Regions from separate parts of the Mus musculus genome. Here region 1 is linked to region 2. A link is a loop called in an ENCODE intact Hi-C map of the cell type or tissue named here. Cell type or tissue: gastrocnemius. All regions are shown on one strand. Each heading gives the region's core, and the rest is flanking DNA. Links, peaks and the distances in the headings are about the cores only.

Region 1 (8,335 bases), core at 193-8,192, 270 kb after region 2:
AATGGAATTCGGGGCCTCTGAGGGAGTAATGAGCACTGCTGAGCCATCTCTTCAGCCCCTAACCCCTACCATTTATTAATAATATTAATAATAATGATTAGTATTTATTTTCTTTATTTACATTTCAAATGTTATCCCCTTTCCTGGTTTCCCCTCCAAAAACCCCCTATTCCCTCTCCCCTCCCCCTGCTCACCAACCCTTCCACTCCTGCTTCCTGGCCCTGGCAATCCCCTACATTGGGGCATAGAGCCTTCACAGGACCAAGGGCCTCTCCTTCCATTGATGACTGACTAGGCCATCCCATTTAGGTTTTGACAATGAAACTAAGGAGTGACTTTCAAAAGGTTTTGACAGAAGAGTCTGGCACTTCCAGAGGACCTGGTTTGATTCCTGGAACCTACATGGTGGCTCACAAACATCTGTAACTTGAGTTCTGGAGGGCTGATGCCCTCTTCTGGCCTCCATAGGAACCAGGTACACAAAAGGTAGAGAAAATACACACAGGTAAAATACCAATACAGGTAAAAATGGAATAAAAATAGTTTAAATTGCCCGGCAGTGGTGGCGCATGCCTTTAATCCCAGCACTTGGGAGTCAGAAGCAGGCAGATCTCTGAGTTCAAGGCCAGCCTGGTCTACAGAGTGAGTTCCAGGACAACCACGGCTACACAGAAAAACCCTGTCTTGGAAAAAAAAATAATAATTTAAATTTAAAAAGAAATATCATCTTTTAAAAAACTGCAGCAGACAAGAGAACCCTGGTCAATGGAACCCCAAAGTCTGTGGAGACTGATAAAATATCCAGCGGAGATGTTCCAAGAAGACTGATGTACAAACTGGCCAGACCCTTTACAAAGGCGTGTGGTAAGTTCTTGAAAAAAGTGAAATCCTGCCGGGCGGTGGTGGCGCATGCCTTTAACCCCAGAATTTAGGAGGCAGAGGCAGGCGGATTTCTGAGTTCGAGGCCAGCCTGGTCTACAGAGTGAGTTCCAGGACAGCCAGGGCTACACAGAAGAACCCTGTCTCGAAAAACAAAAACAACAAAAAACAAAAAGCAAAAAAACAAAAAAACAAAAAAAAAACCCACAACAACAGCAACAACAAAAAAAAAAGAAGCGAAATCCTGAAGGGATGATTCCTGTTTCCCAAGGTGGGTTGACATTCTGGAGTCTTTTGTCACTCCAAGGGAAAGTGCTTGGACCTGGGCGTCCACTTTATTCACTGCAATTGACAAACTCCCTGCAGGAGAAAGTCATGTGGAACTCCAGGGTTGAGGAGAGTGAAGGAGTGTGTGTGTGCTTTAGGAAAATTAATGCAATGCTTGCAAAAGAAAGATTATATCTGGGAGACATACCTAATGGGTGTAATTGCCACAGTGACTGAGTTACTTGGTCTCCCCTGGTCTCAGTCCTTGGTACACTTCTGTCCTTTGTCGCCTATATCGTTGGAAAGAATCGCTTCACTGACTGCACAATACTCTCTCCTTTAGTACATAGCTATGAAAAGTATGGTGTCACTCAAGGTCACAAGCTCAAATTGGTCGGAGTCCGCAAAGAGACGGGAGTCATTACCTCGTTTGGTTGCTTAGCAGGGTTGAGCCAGCAAATTAGCCACTTCCACGGAAGTTCTGCTGTACTGGCGTCCTACCCTAGTTAGCATCTCATCTCGCTTCTTGATCACCAGCCTCAGAGAGAAATGCCTGCCAGGACCTCGTGACCATGAATGTGCTGCCTTTGAAACAAATCAAAACAACCAAACCATTCCAATGACGATAATAATAACAACCCACCTGCAACAGTAACTGAAGAGGCAAGAATGCATCCTAGGCCTTGAAAGGTCAGCTGCTGTGGGCCCCGGGGGGTGGGGGTGGGGGGTGGGGGGGCTCACACGTGCATGCAACTATGGGCTCCAGCATTTCTGATCATTGTTGTCCCTTAACTCAACCGTTCGTTTGTCCCTCAAAGGGGAGTGTCAGGTTGCTTTAAAACGCCAGCATTGGCTGTTTCCAACCTCCTGGAAAGGGCGATGAATCAAATTACTGACAGCCATTCTTTTTCCTGCGAGCTTGGCTTTGGCTAAAGAGGAAAAGTCTTAAGACTGGGGTAGAATAATAAAGAACATAAGGCCATGGTCATAACCTTGTGTGCTCCACTTTGGGGACTGCTATCCCCACCCCCTGAGTCCCAGCTTAAAAAGACAAGGGCCAATAGTAATGAAGAAAGTGAGGGCACTGTTTGAAACATAACCTACAATTTTCTTTTAATTGAGATAGGGTCTCACTATAACCCTGGATGGCCTGGAACTCGCTTTGTAGATCAGGCTGAACTTCAGCTCACAGAGATCCCCCTGCCTCTGCCTCCTGAACACTGATATTAAATGTGTATGACACCACACATGGCCTCCTTTCTTGATTAAACAACTTAGAACGTGTTACTGAGGGCTGGAGAGATGGCTCAGCGGTTAAGAGCACTGACTGCCTTCTGAAGATCCTGAGTTCAAATCCCAGCAATCACATGGTGGCTCACAACTATCCGCAATGAGATCTGATGCCTTCTTCTGGTGTGTCTGAAGACAATAAATCTTTAAATAATAATAATAGTAATAATAATAATAATAATAATAATAATAAAGAATTGTTACTGAGCCAACCAATTTGTAGAGCAAATTAAAAACAAATCAAATTCCCAGTTAGACATGCTCAAAGCCTGGCACAATAATATTTACACCTTTATTCCCAGCACTTGGAAAGCAGAGGCAGGTGAGTTCAAGACTAGCCTGGTCTACATAGACAGTATGTAATGCCAGTCTCCACACATGGACAGTTCCAGCTCCCCCGACCACATTCTGCGCTGTCTAACACACACCACCAACAACACCAACACCAACAAAAACCCATTACCTCCATCACCAATACTACCATCACCACCACCACCACCACGAACAACAACAATAACAACAAAAGCCTGATAATTTATCTTTCTTGTCTCTTCAGAGTCTTTCTTGGGCCCTATCTCCTAGTAAGGAAGCCCAGGCAGATCATAAAAAGTCACATGGAGAAGAATCAGGGGCCCTTCCCCTGACTGAGCTCTTAGTCGGCAGCTAATTGCACTTCTCTGGCCGTATGAGTGACTCATCGTGAAGCAGGTCTTGGTGCTCCAGTGCAGCTGCCGAAGATGGTCTCTCGGGAACAGTTACGGATCTCCCACGTACCAGATCCCTGTTCAAACTTCCCAACTCGTGTGAGGTGGCACATTTGCAGACCCAGTAGTGAGGAAGCTGAGGCAGGAGAAGAAAGAATTCAAGGCCAACCTAACCGACAGTGAGAGCTCCAGACCACCCAGGGAGATGTAGTGGGAGCACCTGTCTCAAACAAATACAAAGTAACAAACAACAACAACAAAAATCTTTCTTGTTTTAAGGTGTTTGTTATTTTGTTACAGTGACTAATGCCTAAACACAATCTTCCCTCCTGCAACCTCTCTCTGCATCCTTTTTTTTTTTTTTACCTCGGGGGCCTATTCAATACTCAAGATACTTGGCCAAGGTTGCCCTCAGTTAATGTGTAAATGTAGATAGAAATGTAGAACTCTGGTTCTGCTTAGAATTTAGGCTCAAGCCATGTTGTGGGTGGGGCCTCTGAAGCTGCTTTTTACAGCTACTGCAATGCTTGGTGGGAAATGTAGCTCACAGTAACCCCCCAAAAGAGTTCCGGGTTGTTCGAGGGATATGAGCGTCACAAGAACCAAGGACAGAACTCTACCATCAGATCCAGTGTGAGAGAGAAGCCACTGTAGAAAGTGGGCAAAAGCAATCTCCGGGGTTGACCACTGGGCGGTGGGGTTCAGAGATGCTGCAGTGACAGACACCAAAGCAGTGAATCGGAGTAGACAAAAGGAAAACTGGGAGTGCCACAGTTTGTTGGGAAGGGAAGGAAGACAGACCATGAGTAGTCGAAGGAGGAGGTGAGGTTAGGGAAGGAACTTGTAGATTAGTTTGGTCTTAAAGATGAGACATTGCCAAACCAGTGTTGTTCAAATGATCCCTGAGGAGGCAGTGGAGTGCACTCGGGATGCAGGGAGATGATGGGGTGTGAGAACTACACAGGAGGAAGAAACGAAAACGGAAAGGAGAGAGAAGGAGTAAATTGAAAACTATGCCACTAGCTTTTACAGGGAGGACAGCAAACTGGATGGCACATAGGCAGACCACTTGAATGAAGATGCATTCTGTCCATTCTTAATTCAAACGGTCTTCTATACTCCGATAAAAAGCGTTTTCCAAATAAAATCATCTCTTTTTCTAAGCACACTTTGTCCTTATTTATATGACAGAATAAAAAAAATTAAACAAAACATGGGCCATCCATATGAAAAGTGGAGTCTAGCGGGATCTGACTATCCAGGTATGCTTGTGCCTGCACAACCAAGGCGCCCTGGAAGAAAATGGAAAGCAACAGCCTTCCAGGCAATCCCGGTTCCTCCAGCGCCACCCAGTGGCCACAGTGGAGAATGTCAGGAGCGCGCCGCAGACCTGGAGAACGGAGCTCAAAGCCTATAAAACAAGCCTTTGTGTTGAGAAGGTGCTTTTCCTGCCAAATCAAGTCACCGTGTGTTACAAATCCTGGAAGAGCAATCCGGAGGAACAAAGCCCTGATTTTTTTTAAAGCGAGTGTGGAAACCAAACCCTACTTCCTTCCTGAAGGATTAGGGCGTATTGAGGTTGATGGAGTTGGTCATCTTGTTTCAAGGATGACCTGCTGGCATCGCTACCTGGGCCCGGAGAGAGGGAAAATATTTAAGCTCTCCGGGGAGTTTATCAAAGGTTTTTCTGTTCGGGTTACTAAACGGTTACAAAGGGCTCTCTATGGCTGTTTTGCTCTATGCCCCACCACCACCACCACCGTTCTTGCTTAAAGTTTGTTAATAACACTGAACCTGACTCTCTTGCCTGCATAGCTAAGGGCAAATGGGCTTGTGAGCCAGAATGAATGGCACCTTAGATGTCCTTGTGTGCCTCCCTGCGGCAAAACGGCTTCTCAGTACCCTAGGAGGCAGGGGGGAGGGGTTGCAAGGAAACACACTAAATTGTGCTCTATTGCCCACAGGACACATGGTGAAGCACAAATATTTTAGACCTATGGGTCTTAGCTACTTTTCTACTGCTGTGATAAAATACCATGTCCAAGGCAACTTATAAGAAAGGCTTTTTAGTTAGGCTCATGAGTCCAGAGACTTAGAGCCCATGATGGCGGAATAAAGACATAGAGGCGGGAACAGTGGAGAGAGTTCACATCTCCAAGCGACAAGCAGGAGGCAGGGGGAACACTGGGAAAGACAAGAGTCTTTTAAACCTTAAAGCTCACCCCCTGCACCACGCTAAACTTCCTGCAACAAAGCCACACCTCCTAATCTTTCCCAAACAGCCACCAGTTGGAGATCAAGTATTCACACATAGGAACCTACAGAGGCCATTCGTATTCAAATCTCAACAGTGTGCGTGAGTGTTTGGCCCGCACGTATGTATATGTACCATGTACATGTCTGATGCCAAGAGAGGCAATGGATACCCTGTAGCTAAAGCCACCATGTGGTGCTATGCAAGAACAACAGGTGCTCTTAAAACACTGAGCCATCTCTCTAGTCCCAGATGATCGTGTTTCTAATGAGATACTATATATTTGGTGGTGATGAATTTTACCTTACGATACAGAGTGTTTTTTAAAATGCCATACTGTGAATTGTATATTAAATCAACATGCCTGTGTGGTAAGAAACTGAAGCCATTCTGTTTGAGGGTCTCCTGCCTGACTCGGGGGGGTTGCGGTTCTATTTATCTAAGAGCCAACACGGAGCCTTTAACCCGAGCCCATCAGTTGCTGCCCAGATCCATGCCTGCTCCAGACAGTCTGATCCCTAAGGACAGTCTGTTCCCCTGAGTGTGAGACCCTGTCTCATGGGGAGACCCTTGCAGCCTTTCTCCACCCCTAGGGGGCTTGGTGGCCTCAGTGGGACAGCACTTTACTATATGACTTCTCTATGCCTCTACTCTGTCGCCCGGGAGGAGCTCGGTGAGTCTGGTGGTACAGAGACCTCACACGGTGAAGGTTCTTTCTTGCACCCCTAGGAAAGCTCTCCCACGACCCTCAACATCATCCAAGACAGATGAACTGCTGGAATGATAACGGGTTCTCGCATACCTATTTCCTAAGAAGGAAATATTCTCCCCTAGAGAAAAGGGAGAGGGGCTCAAAAAACACACAAGGAAGTAACAAGACCCAGGAGCTTCCACCCTAAGGGTTACACAAACAGCACACAATTGGGGCAGGGGAAGCTCTGCTGGAATTGCCTACCAGGAACACAGAGGACTCCTAGAATGTGACTCTCATAAGTCGTCCTATGCCTATGCTAGGCTAGGGTAAGAATTTTAGGGATGTAGCTACCTGAGTCACTGAGAATCCCAATAAATGCATTGGCTCACTACACTAGACTCGGATGGAGCCATTTCATTGGAATGTCATCTGTGCCATATCTGGACTCAATAGATGGTATTAACGTCTCTCCACAGGGAGGAAGGGGCAGCAACAGGACACTCACATGATGTCCCCCAGAAGGTCTGGTGAAACTGGAACACATGTACAAAGGAAGCAGCATACGCGGCCATCAGTATCTTCATGCCTGTGGATGGGTTGGAAGACACATAAAACTTTTCCAATAGCAATGTGCCATGACTTTGGGTGTGGCCCACGGGAGGTGTTTCTTTATGCATCCCCGGTCTAGTCAGTGAGGACAGCTTTCGGCCTCAAACCACGGAAGGATTTCAGTTGTGCTTGACGGGTGTCTAATCTCTGTCAAAGACATCCTCTGGAATCACTCCTCAGCTCTTAACATGTCTGTCTTCTGCACTCACCTTCCTCGGGACCCTCTTACCTCCCCCTCATGCCCTCTTGTTCTCCTCCTCTTCTGTCTACCTGCTCTCCTCACTGGCTTCTCTCCCCACCCCCTTGCTCCCCCTCTATGTTGCTCCTCTGAAAAGAGTGGGTGCCTTAGGAGAAAACTGGTGTTTGATGAAGGCAAGCCCTCAGTCCTTACACAGCCTTCTGAGCCAAGTGCTGCCATTTTCCTATAAGAAAACAGAGGCTGGGCAATGTGTCCAGTTTTGGGTACAAGTTCACACAGCTAAGAGGATACAGAACCAGACACCTACCGTGATGCCAGGATGACTTTAAAGTCCAAGCCTACCCCCTTTAAAGTTTCTACCCTACCCCTGCTGCCTCCCACAAAGGGACTTTTCCTCTGCTGGGGCTGGGTGGAAGCAAAGAGGAACTCAGCTGCCTCTGAAGAGTATCCAGGCCATGAGGAAAATGCTGGCTGAAGAAAGCTGGTAGCTGCTAAGGGTAAGTGTGAAGCAGTGAGGGCTGTGACTTCTGGAAATTCCACAAACTCCAAGGGTTGAGGCAGCCTGAAATCCAAAGGCAGCACCCTTCCCAGAGCGGGGACATCCAGGGCAGTTGAGTGGTACTTTCCCTGGGTTACGAACATACGGCTGCATTAGATTGGACTCGATGATAGAAACATAAGCAATACTAAGTTTCTTACTAGCTTGTAAAGGATTTTCCCAATTTCTACTTTTCAGGCAGGAAATCCTTCATAGGAATCACAGTTCCTGTTACTTAGTATTTTGCATACCCACCAAGGGACCACGAGATGACAAGAGGGAACAAAAATCTAGCACCAGCAAGGAACATCTAGAAATTTCATCACACCTCTCGGCCTCCGAGACTCTTATAAATATTAATTTAACTTGCGGCATAATTGGTAATAAAATTCTCTTTGTATCAAGGAAGTGGTAAAACTTAATAGGCTGGAAGCCTGCATAATTCCTGGGTGGATTTACTGCAGGCGTGTAGCCCTCTAATTGTATTGTGGAGGCTGATTTACTGTGCCACGTCTGCCAACCAGAATGGCACTGATTAATGGCTCGAGTGGCATTGCCAATGGCCATAAGCAGCCTGGCAAAAAGTAAGCATCATCATAAGAGGATAAAAACTTAGTTTCTTTTGAAGCTCAGTACTTAGTTTAACCATGCACTCATTCAGTCTACCTGAGATCTCCAGGCACCTTCTTGTGAGATCTAATAGCCAGTCATCAATCTGACTTGACATCACCCTTGACCATCAGCATTAGATCTGTTTATTACCCTCTTCCTTGAGATTGTCGTCTTTCTGCTTCCAGGATACTGTGTTGTTTCTGCCTGCTCTTGCTTCTGCCTTTCCAGCACTTCTCTCTCCCGCTACTGTGACTAGTCTATGTATCTTTTTTGTTATGGTTTGGATACA
Region 2 (8,335 bases), core at 321-8,320:
GTGAGGTTCAGAAGCAACAGGCAAAACCTCAAAATCTTCCTTCCTTCTTCCACGTCAATGGCAGGCAGGTGTGGCCCAGAGCGGTGGATCATCTCACCGCAAAAGCTCTGCATGGAAGTGGGTTTTCCCACTTCAAATTATTTAATCAAGAAAAGTCGCTCACCGGTGTACTGAGCTGCTTGGGTTTTAGTTCATTTCAGATGTGGTCCAGATGTTGACAACCAAAAATAGCCATCACATATAGTAAACTTTTTTTTGGTCAGTTACAAGAAATGACAGGTTCTTTGTTTTTTGGTTTTTTGTTTGGTTTGGTTTTGGGATTTGTTTTTTTTTTTTTGTTTTGTTTTTTGTTTGTTTGTTTGGTTGGTTGGTTTTGGTTTTTTCGAGACAGGGTCTCTCTGTATAGCTCTGGCTGTCCTGGAACTCACTCTGTAGACCAGGCTGGCCTCGAACTCAGAAATCTGCCTGCCTCTGCCTCCCAAGTGCTGGGATTAAAGGAGTGAGCCCACCACACCCGGCAGAAATGACAGGTTTTTGTTTTTTTTTTTAATCTTAAAAAAAAAAAAAAAATCTTCTCTTAAGGTGGGCGTGGTGATCACACCTGTTATTCCAACTTCTGGGGAGGCTGGGACACAAAGATCTTAAGTTTAAGGACACCCACACCTCATAATGAGATGCTGTCTCCAGAAAGAAGAAAGGAGCAGAGAGATGGATCAGTAGAGAAAGTACTGGCTTTGCAAACATGAAGACCGTAATCCAAACCTGAGCACCCATATAAAAACCAGCAACAATGGTGCTTTCTTGTGAAAAATTCTTTCCTTTCTCACACTTTCTGTCCGTGGCTGCAGTTAGTATTTTGTGGCTGTGCTCTTGCCTGCATGCTGCTACAAGACTATATTTTCATGAGTATTGTTCCTTGTTTATCACTGACTTTCTTTTTTTTTTCCTTAAAGATTTATTTATTTATCTTATGTATCCTAATACACCATTGCTCTCTTCAGACACACCAGAAAAAGGCATCGGATCCCATTACAGATGGTTGTGAGCCACCATGTGGTTGCTGGGGATTGAACTCAGGACCTCTGGAAGAGCAGTCAGTCAGTACCCTTAACTGCTGAGCCATCTCTCCAGCCCACCCCCTGATTTTCTTATCCCTGATAATAATTTTTGCCTTTGACTCTTAGGTTTTTCAGTAGTGGCGTGGCCCACAAGTTTTGTTTGTTCATAGTTTCTCTTTTGGTTGTTGTTTCCATCTTTATTTTTAAGATTTTTGTTTGTTTGTTTGTTTGATTACTACATGCTATAAGAACACAGCAAGAACTCTTTTAAACATACAATTCTTAACTGAAAACATATTCACTTATATTTTAGATATTTTATTTTAATTTTTAAAATTTTCTGTGTGGGGCTGGAGGGATGGCTCAATAGTTAAGAGCACTGGCTGCTCTTCCAGAGGCCCTGGGTTCAGTTCTCTACAGTCACACAGTCACAGGGCTACACACAAACATCTGTAACTCCAGTCTGCAGGGAGCTGAGAACTAACTTCCTCTTCTGGCCTCTGAGGGTACCACCCGTGCGCATGCACACACACCCAAGAACCACAAACATGCAAATAACATATATTTTAAAACAGCATTATATATGTGTGTATGCATGTGTGTATGTGTGTATGCATGTGTGTGTGTATGTGTGTATGTGTATATGTGTATGTGTATCCATGTGTGTATGTGTATGTGTGTGCATTTGTGAATGTGTATGTGTGAGTGCATTTGTGTGTGTGTGCATGCATGTGTGTGCATGTGTATAGGTGTATGTGTGTGCATGTATGTGTATATGTGTATGCATGTGTGCATGTGTGTGCATGTATGTGCATGTATGTACATATATGTGTGCATGTGTGTGTATGTGTGTAAGTGTATGTGTGTGTATGTGTATTTGTGACACATGTGAGAACGCAAACACAACTATGAAGGTCAGATAATGACGTCCAGGAGGTCCACTCTTGCCTTCCATTTTATCTTTGAGGCAAGCAAATCTCTTGGTTTTACTGCTATACCAGCCTAGCTTGCTTGCAAAGTTCCAGGTCCTTTCCATCTCCTGCATGCAGCTTTTTACTCAGGTGCTGGGGGTCCAAGTTCAGGCAGTTGTGGCACGTGCTTTCACCCCGAGGTCCTTCGCTTGTGCTTGTTTGAACGACTAAGACACTGGGTTCACTTTGAGTATAGTGCGTTTGTTAGACGCCTGTGGGTTTCTTTGCTCCTAATTCTCCTTCCAGTTCTCCTGCTAAATCATCGAGGCAGTGGGGACGTGGGGGGATGGCGTCTGGGGGGGTGGCATCCCTCCCTTCTATTTTCCACTTACTTTAAAGTTGTAGGTTTACTTTCATTCATTTAGGAGCTACCCTTAAATGGTCACGATGTGTCTGTGACCTACAACAGAAAGTCAGTAAACATCCTGACCCCATTCCCAGATATGGCCAGGATGTAAGAATATATTTTAAAGCCATCATAATGTATGTCCTCCTTACCATCATCACCATCACCACCACTATCATCATCATTACCATCATTATGGACGGTCCTCTTCACATTTAATTCAAACACTCTTCTTTACTTTTTGTTGTTGCTGTTGTTGGTTTGTTTTGTTTTGTTTTGTTTTGTTTGTAACTTGGTCTTTCCGAGTGAGTATAGTTTTCTTCTCCAGGGAGAAGTGATTTTCTTGGTGATGGTATCTTTGGCTGTTAAAAGCTAAAGTGTAGAAATGTGATTGGTAATTGGTATACCAATTACCAATGGTGTACCGATGGTACACACACTTAGTTCCAGCACTGGGGAGGCAGAGGCAGGTGGATCTCTGTGAGTTCCAGGCCAGCCTGGTCTAGAAAGAATTCCAGGACAATTGAACTATGTAGAGAGACTCTGCCCTAAAGGAAAAAAAAAAAAAAAAAAAAAAAAAAAAGGAGGAAAGAAGGAGGGAGAAAGGAAGAAAGGAAAATGACCACAGTGAGTGCTGGTTTGTATATGCTTGGCCCAGGGCGTGGCACTATTAGAAGGTGTGGCCCTGTTGGAGTAGGTGTGTCACTGTGTGTATGGGCTTTAAGACCTACATCCTAGCTGCTTGGAAGCCAGTATTCCACTAGCAGCCTTCAGATGAAGATGTAGAACTCTCAGCTCCTCTTGCACCATGCCTGCCTGGATGCTGCCATGCTCCTTCCTGCCTTGATGATAATGGGCTGAACCTCTGAACCTGTAAGCCAGCCCCAGTTAAATAGTGTCCTTTATAAGTGCTGCCTTGGTCATGGTGTCTGTTCACAGCAGTAAAACACTAACCAAGACACCCACCGTAGTTTCTATAGAAGACAAGTTGACGCTGGCATGTCTATATCAAAATCATAATTGCACAATTGCACACACCCTTTGTCTGAGCCACCCGCCAAAAACTCTGGAGATTTCTGGGAAGGTAACACGATCCACGGCATGATTAGTCCTGACGGTTGTTCATTTTGCTTGCAAGTAAAAACATTTTGCCCTTGAAGCAAACAGAACTCCGGTTTCCTCTTCTACTTATTTACATTTTAATTTTATGTGTATAAGTGTTTTGCTTACATGTTTATTGCACGAGAATGCCTGGTACCCAGGGAAGCTGGGAAGGGGTGTTGGATCCCCTAGAACTGGAGGTACAGAAGGCTGTGAGCCTCCATGTGGGTGCTGGGAATTGAACCTATGTCCTCTGGAAGAGCAGTCAGTGCTCTTAACCATTGAGCCATCTCTCCAGCCCTGCAAACGGAATTCTGAATCTGTGAAGTCCCTCTTGGTTTCTGTGGTTGTGCTTGTGGCCTCTTTGGAGTTTTATAACCACCATTGCCTGGCAATGTTCTGCACTCGCATCCCATTTTAAGCGCATTGAAGAAAAAAAATCATGTTATTTAAAGTGCATGATAAATTACTCTGTGGAGTAGCAAATACTTTTTGATTAGAAACAAAACAGCCTTCGATTTATCTGCTTTTCAGCTGCAGAAAATGGCCATGGTGAAGTAGCCCACAGTTCCAAAGCTTTTAAGCTATTTGTTCAAATTCAAAATAAATTCTTCCTAAAAACAGTTTTATTAGTAATGATTATATTTGCAAACACCCCTAAGAAGGCTGATTCAATCCACAGTGAGTTGAAGTGATTTGAATATTTATGATAAAAGTAGTAAGAAGCAACATTTATTATTTCTAGAAAATTGAAAATGGAGGAGACGGGTCGGTCCTTTTTCCTCTATGTCTGCGCCTCATTAAAAAAAAAAATGAGTGGGAGACACACAAAGAGCTAGGTACAAAGACAAAGAAGGAGATTTGGGGAGAACGCTATCTGGAGCCTTCTGAGGACTTTAGAAGTTCGCAAAAGAAAATTTTTTTTAAATTTATCTGAAGGAATGCTGGACAACATAACACTCGTGCTTTAAAGTCGTGGTTAGTGTCACCGATGGTTCAAGAAAGGAATCTCCGAAAGAAGAAGCTGAACTGGGGAGGAGCCCAAGGATGGAGAGAGAAAGCTCAGAAGATCTTACGGGTTCCAAGAACGCAACTGTGTGGAATTAAACAGACTTAATTTCGAACAGTAAAACAAAGAAAGGTCGAAGGGATCCATACCTGTCCCCCAGAGTGATTGTCACATCCCCCTGGCCTTCCTAGAAATTCAATAAGAGTTCACTACCCAGAGTAGAACCCAGCCGAACTCTAGGTAGGATGCTCCAGCGTGTTTGGGGGGCAGATGTTAGTTACCCATTTTGACCACCAGGTGGCAGCAGCAACTCATGGCCCCTTGGTTGTCCCAACAAAAACCTGGGCATGCGGAAGTAGCTACATGTAGCTCAGAACATAAAGATTCATATGGCTTTTCTCTAATCAGGTGAAGTACGGCTGAAGCAATCTCGTTAACAGAATTCTGTTTCCAATGTAGTCTCTGCATATTGCCCCCCAAACACATTTCTACAATGAAGCTAAGCACACATGGAATCGGGTCGATCAGCTCCTTAACTAACCTGATAACCTCTATTTGATCTCCCAGGCCTCCATGGCGGACAGACCCAACTTCTGAAAGCTGTCCTCTGACCTCCACAAACGCTGTGTGTGTACACATGTACACACACGCACACCCGTGAACACACAAATACATATGTACAAATTTTTTATTAAAAAAAAAAAAACACATGTGCCGGGCAGTGGTCGCGCACGCCTTTAATCCCAGCACTCAGGAGGCAGAGGCAGGCAGATTTCTGAGTTCGAGGCCAGCCTGGTCTACAAAGTGAGTTCCAGGACAGTCAGGGCTACACAGAGAAACCCTGTCTCAAAAAGCCAAAAACAAAAAACAAACAAACAAACAAAAAAACATGCAATGGGTAATCTGTCAACAGTTTTGATGGTCGACGTTCAGGAACAACTATGGCTACACCATGACACCTTTTTAATTGTAGCCTTGAATTGACCTATTTCCCCAAATACAATTATTAGATGTTTCATTTTTTCAGGCTTAGTCATATATGGATATGCCTCTGGGTATAAATTTTTTTTTAAATCATGTAAAAATGATTAAAAACTATATTTACAGCTCCCAAAGGAGCCCTTTCTCAAAAACCTTCCTCCTAGTCCATGCTGAGAGATGGCACCAAAATAGCTTGAAAGTTGAAAGTAAATAATCAGAAAGTAAAACAAATTGTTCTTCTCCTCTTTTTTTTTTTTTTTTTTTTTTTTTTCGGTTTTTCAAGACAGGGTTTCTCTGTGTATCCTGGAACTCACTCTGTAGACCAGGCTGGCCTCGAACTCAGAAATCTGCCTGCCTCTGCCTCCTAAGTGCTGGGATTAAAGGCACGCACCACTGCTGCCTGGTAAAACAAATAGGTTTTTTTTTTTTCTTTTTCTTTTTCTTTTGAGACAGGGTTTCTCTGTGTAGCCCTGGCTGTCCTGGAACTCACTTTGTAGACCAGGCTGACCTCGAACTCAGAAATTCTCCTGCCTCTGCCTCCTGAGTGCTAGGATTAAAGGCGTGCGTTCTTAAGACTTGTTAATGGAGACTGACAGAAGCCATGAGAAAGACAAGAAACCTGGGAAATAGACTGTGGTTTTCTCTGTTGTAGTCTGGGGGATCAAACACATGGCCTCACACAGGACTAGGCTCCAACACCTGAGCCCTGCGTGTGTGGCTTTTTTTTTTTTTTTTTAAGACAGAATATTGACATTCAGGCCCAGGTCATTGGCCGTACAGAACTTGCATTTGATTGCAGTGGATGAAGTCTTACACTTCTGCTGGTTTCCAGAGTGATCCTTGACATGAACCATTAGAAACCGCTGGAGAGGGTATGGCAGCCTCGAAGTTCTAAGCCAAGGTGTATAAGGGTTGAAGACATCCAAATGACTGAGCTAACTCCACAGTCATTGTGTAACAGGGACTAAGAATGCATGGAGGTAAGATCTGTCTCTGGGCAGGACATGGTGACAAATGCTTTTAATGCCTGCACTCAGCGCGCAGAAGCAGGCAGATCTTTGTGAGCTCAAAACCAGCCTGGTCTCTATCGTGAGTTCCAGGCTAGCCAGGGCTACCAAGTGAGACCCAGCCTCAAAACAAAACTGTGGAAAAATAGCTGACTTAGTTTGGGTTTTATTGCTGTAAAGAGACACCATGACCCCAGCAACTTTTATAAGGAAACATTTCACTGGGGCTGGCTTACAGTTCAGAGGTTCCGTCATGGTTATCTTCATGGCAGGGGGGCATGTCAGCACACAGGCAGACATGGTGCTGGCTGGCGAGGTAGCTGGGAGTTCTGCATCTGGATGGGCAGGCAGCAGGAAAAGACAGTGAACTTCTGAAACTTCAAAGCTCACCCCCAGTGACAACACACCTACTCCAGCAAGGCCATGCCCACTCCAGCAAGGCCACGCCTACTCCAGCAAGGCCATTCACCCTAATCCTTTCCAATCACGCCATTCCTTATGAGTCATTTTCATTCGAACGCACCACAATAGCATTTGTGCAGAAACTCAGAATTGCCTTCATTTTATTTCCCATGTGGATACAATTTGGAAGGGCATCTTGTCACTTACAAAAGACAAGGACCTTTGCAGAATAAACGATTACTATTGGCAGTGTCAACCACGCCAATGGTTTTTGAAATTGTCCTTCATGGAAACAACATAAAGAGTTGGTTTTGTGTGTGTGTGTGTGTGTCCATGCGTGAGTGTGGATATATGTGTCCATGTGTATGTTTTACTTGAATGAGTGTTTTGCCTGCGTGCATGTATGGTGCTCTGGGAGACTGCTAGAGAGCATCAGATCCCCTACAATTGGTTGTGAGCCACCATGTGCGTCCTGGGAACTGAACCCCAGTCCTCTGCAAGAGCAGCAAACGCTCCTAACTGCTGAGCCATATGTCCGTTGTTTGACTCTTTTGTTCTAAATACCCCGCAAAACTGAAAAGGAGTGGCGTGTAACAGATCAGAGGAGCCTTGAAGCATTCGTACTGGAAACAATTCCAGTCTGCGATTGTTAAATTAGCCAAGGAGTGACACAGAAGTTCAGAGAAGAAAATATTACAACTTGTGCTTTAACGAAACTGTCCTTAATGGTGGAGATTGAAAACCAAAGAGAAAGTAGGTCATAACTGTAGAATATAGGGCACGCCGTGCTGAGTTCTGGATCCACACGGTATCTGAAAATGGGGAAAGGTAGAAATTGAGAACTAAAAGACAAAATTTAAAAATGAGGTATAGTATTTGGGGATAAGAGGAGATGGGGGAGGGGCATGAATGATTATTGAATTTCATAACTCTGGTCACTAAGAAAATAATAACCGTTAAAAGAGTAGGGGGAAAAAACACATTAGAAATATGACGGATTGGACTCTGAGTTGGCTGTTGTGTGCCAACCCTGGGGTTGGACTCAGGCCTTCACGCATGCGCGTTAATGGGAGCTATGTTGAAGTGATTTAAAAAAAAAAAAAAGAGTCTAACAAGTTGATGCAAAGTCTACATGCAGATTTCAAGAAGAGTGAAACCAGAGCTACAGGTTTGGGATTCTTTGGCACAGAAGTGGCAATGGGAAATAGTCCATACAGAAAGAAAAAAAGAAGGGAGGGCGGAGAAAGAGCCTAGGGGCCCCGAGGCCCCGCCCACCCCCGACTCCACCTAATCTCATCTGACTTCTGTGTTCAACCCAGCAGCTCCTAGTTAGTATTTAGACAGAAGAGCCTATAAAAACACTTGGATTCTGGCTCAGAAAGTGGCAAAAGGATCAGAGAGACAGTCTGAGAAAAGAACAGAGACAGGAAAAAAAAAAATTAAAAGTATCCAAGGATGAA

What was found. Peaks named below come from ENCODE experiments on the same cell type or tissue, not always from the same donor. Only the 100,000 strongest peaks of a DNase experiment are listed, where the experiment ranks them.
Region 1: a loop joins it to region 2, with 7 times the contacts of the local background. A loop is called at or near these places in 23 of 42 quality-filtered maps.

What each region holds. Positions count from the first base shown.
Region 1 is chr8:47,739,775-47,748,109 of GRCm38, reverse strand. It overlaps Gm31786 (predicted gene, 31786), which reads left to right. Exons shown (of 4, transcript NR_166572.1): 4 at 2,993-3,403. Among named protein-coding and RNA genes, the nearest start is that of Gm31786, 6.2 kb to the left of the region's middle. In gastrocnemius, for the core only: a CTCF peak has its summit at 4,507 (motif pointing left); a DNase peak (open chromatin) is centred at 4,490; H3K27ac peaks cover 395 bases.
Region 2 is chr8:48,013,161-48,021,495 of GRCm38, reverse strand. No RefSeq gene overlaps it. Among named protein-coding and RNA genes, the nearest start is that of Gm32052, 7.8 kb to the right of the region's middle. In gastrocnemius, for the core only: no CTCF peak of the experiment used is centred there; a DNase peak (open chromatin) is centred at 4,775.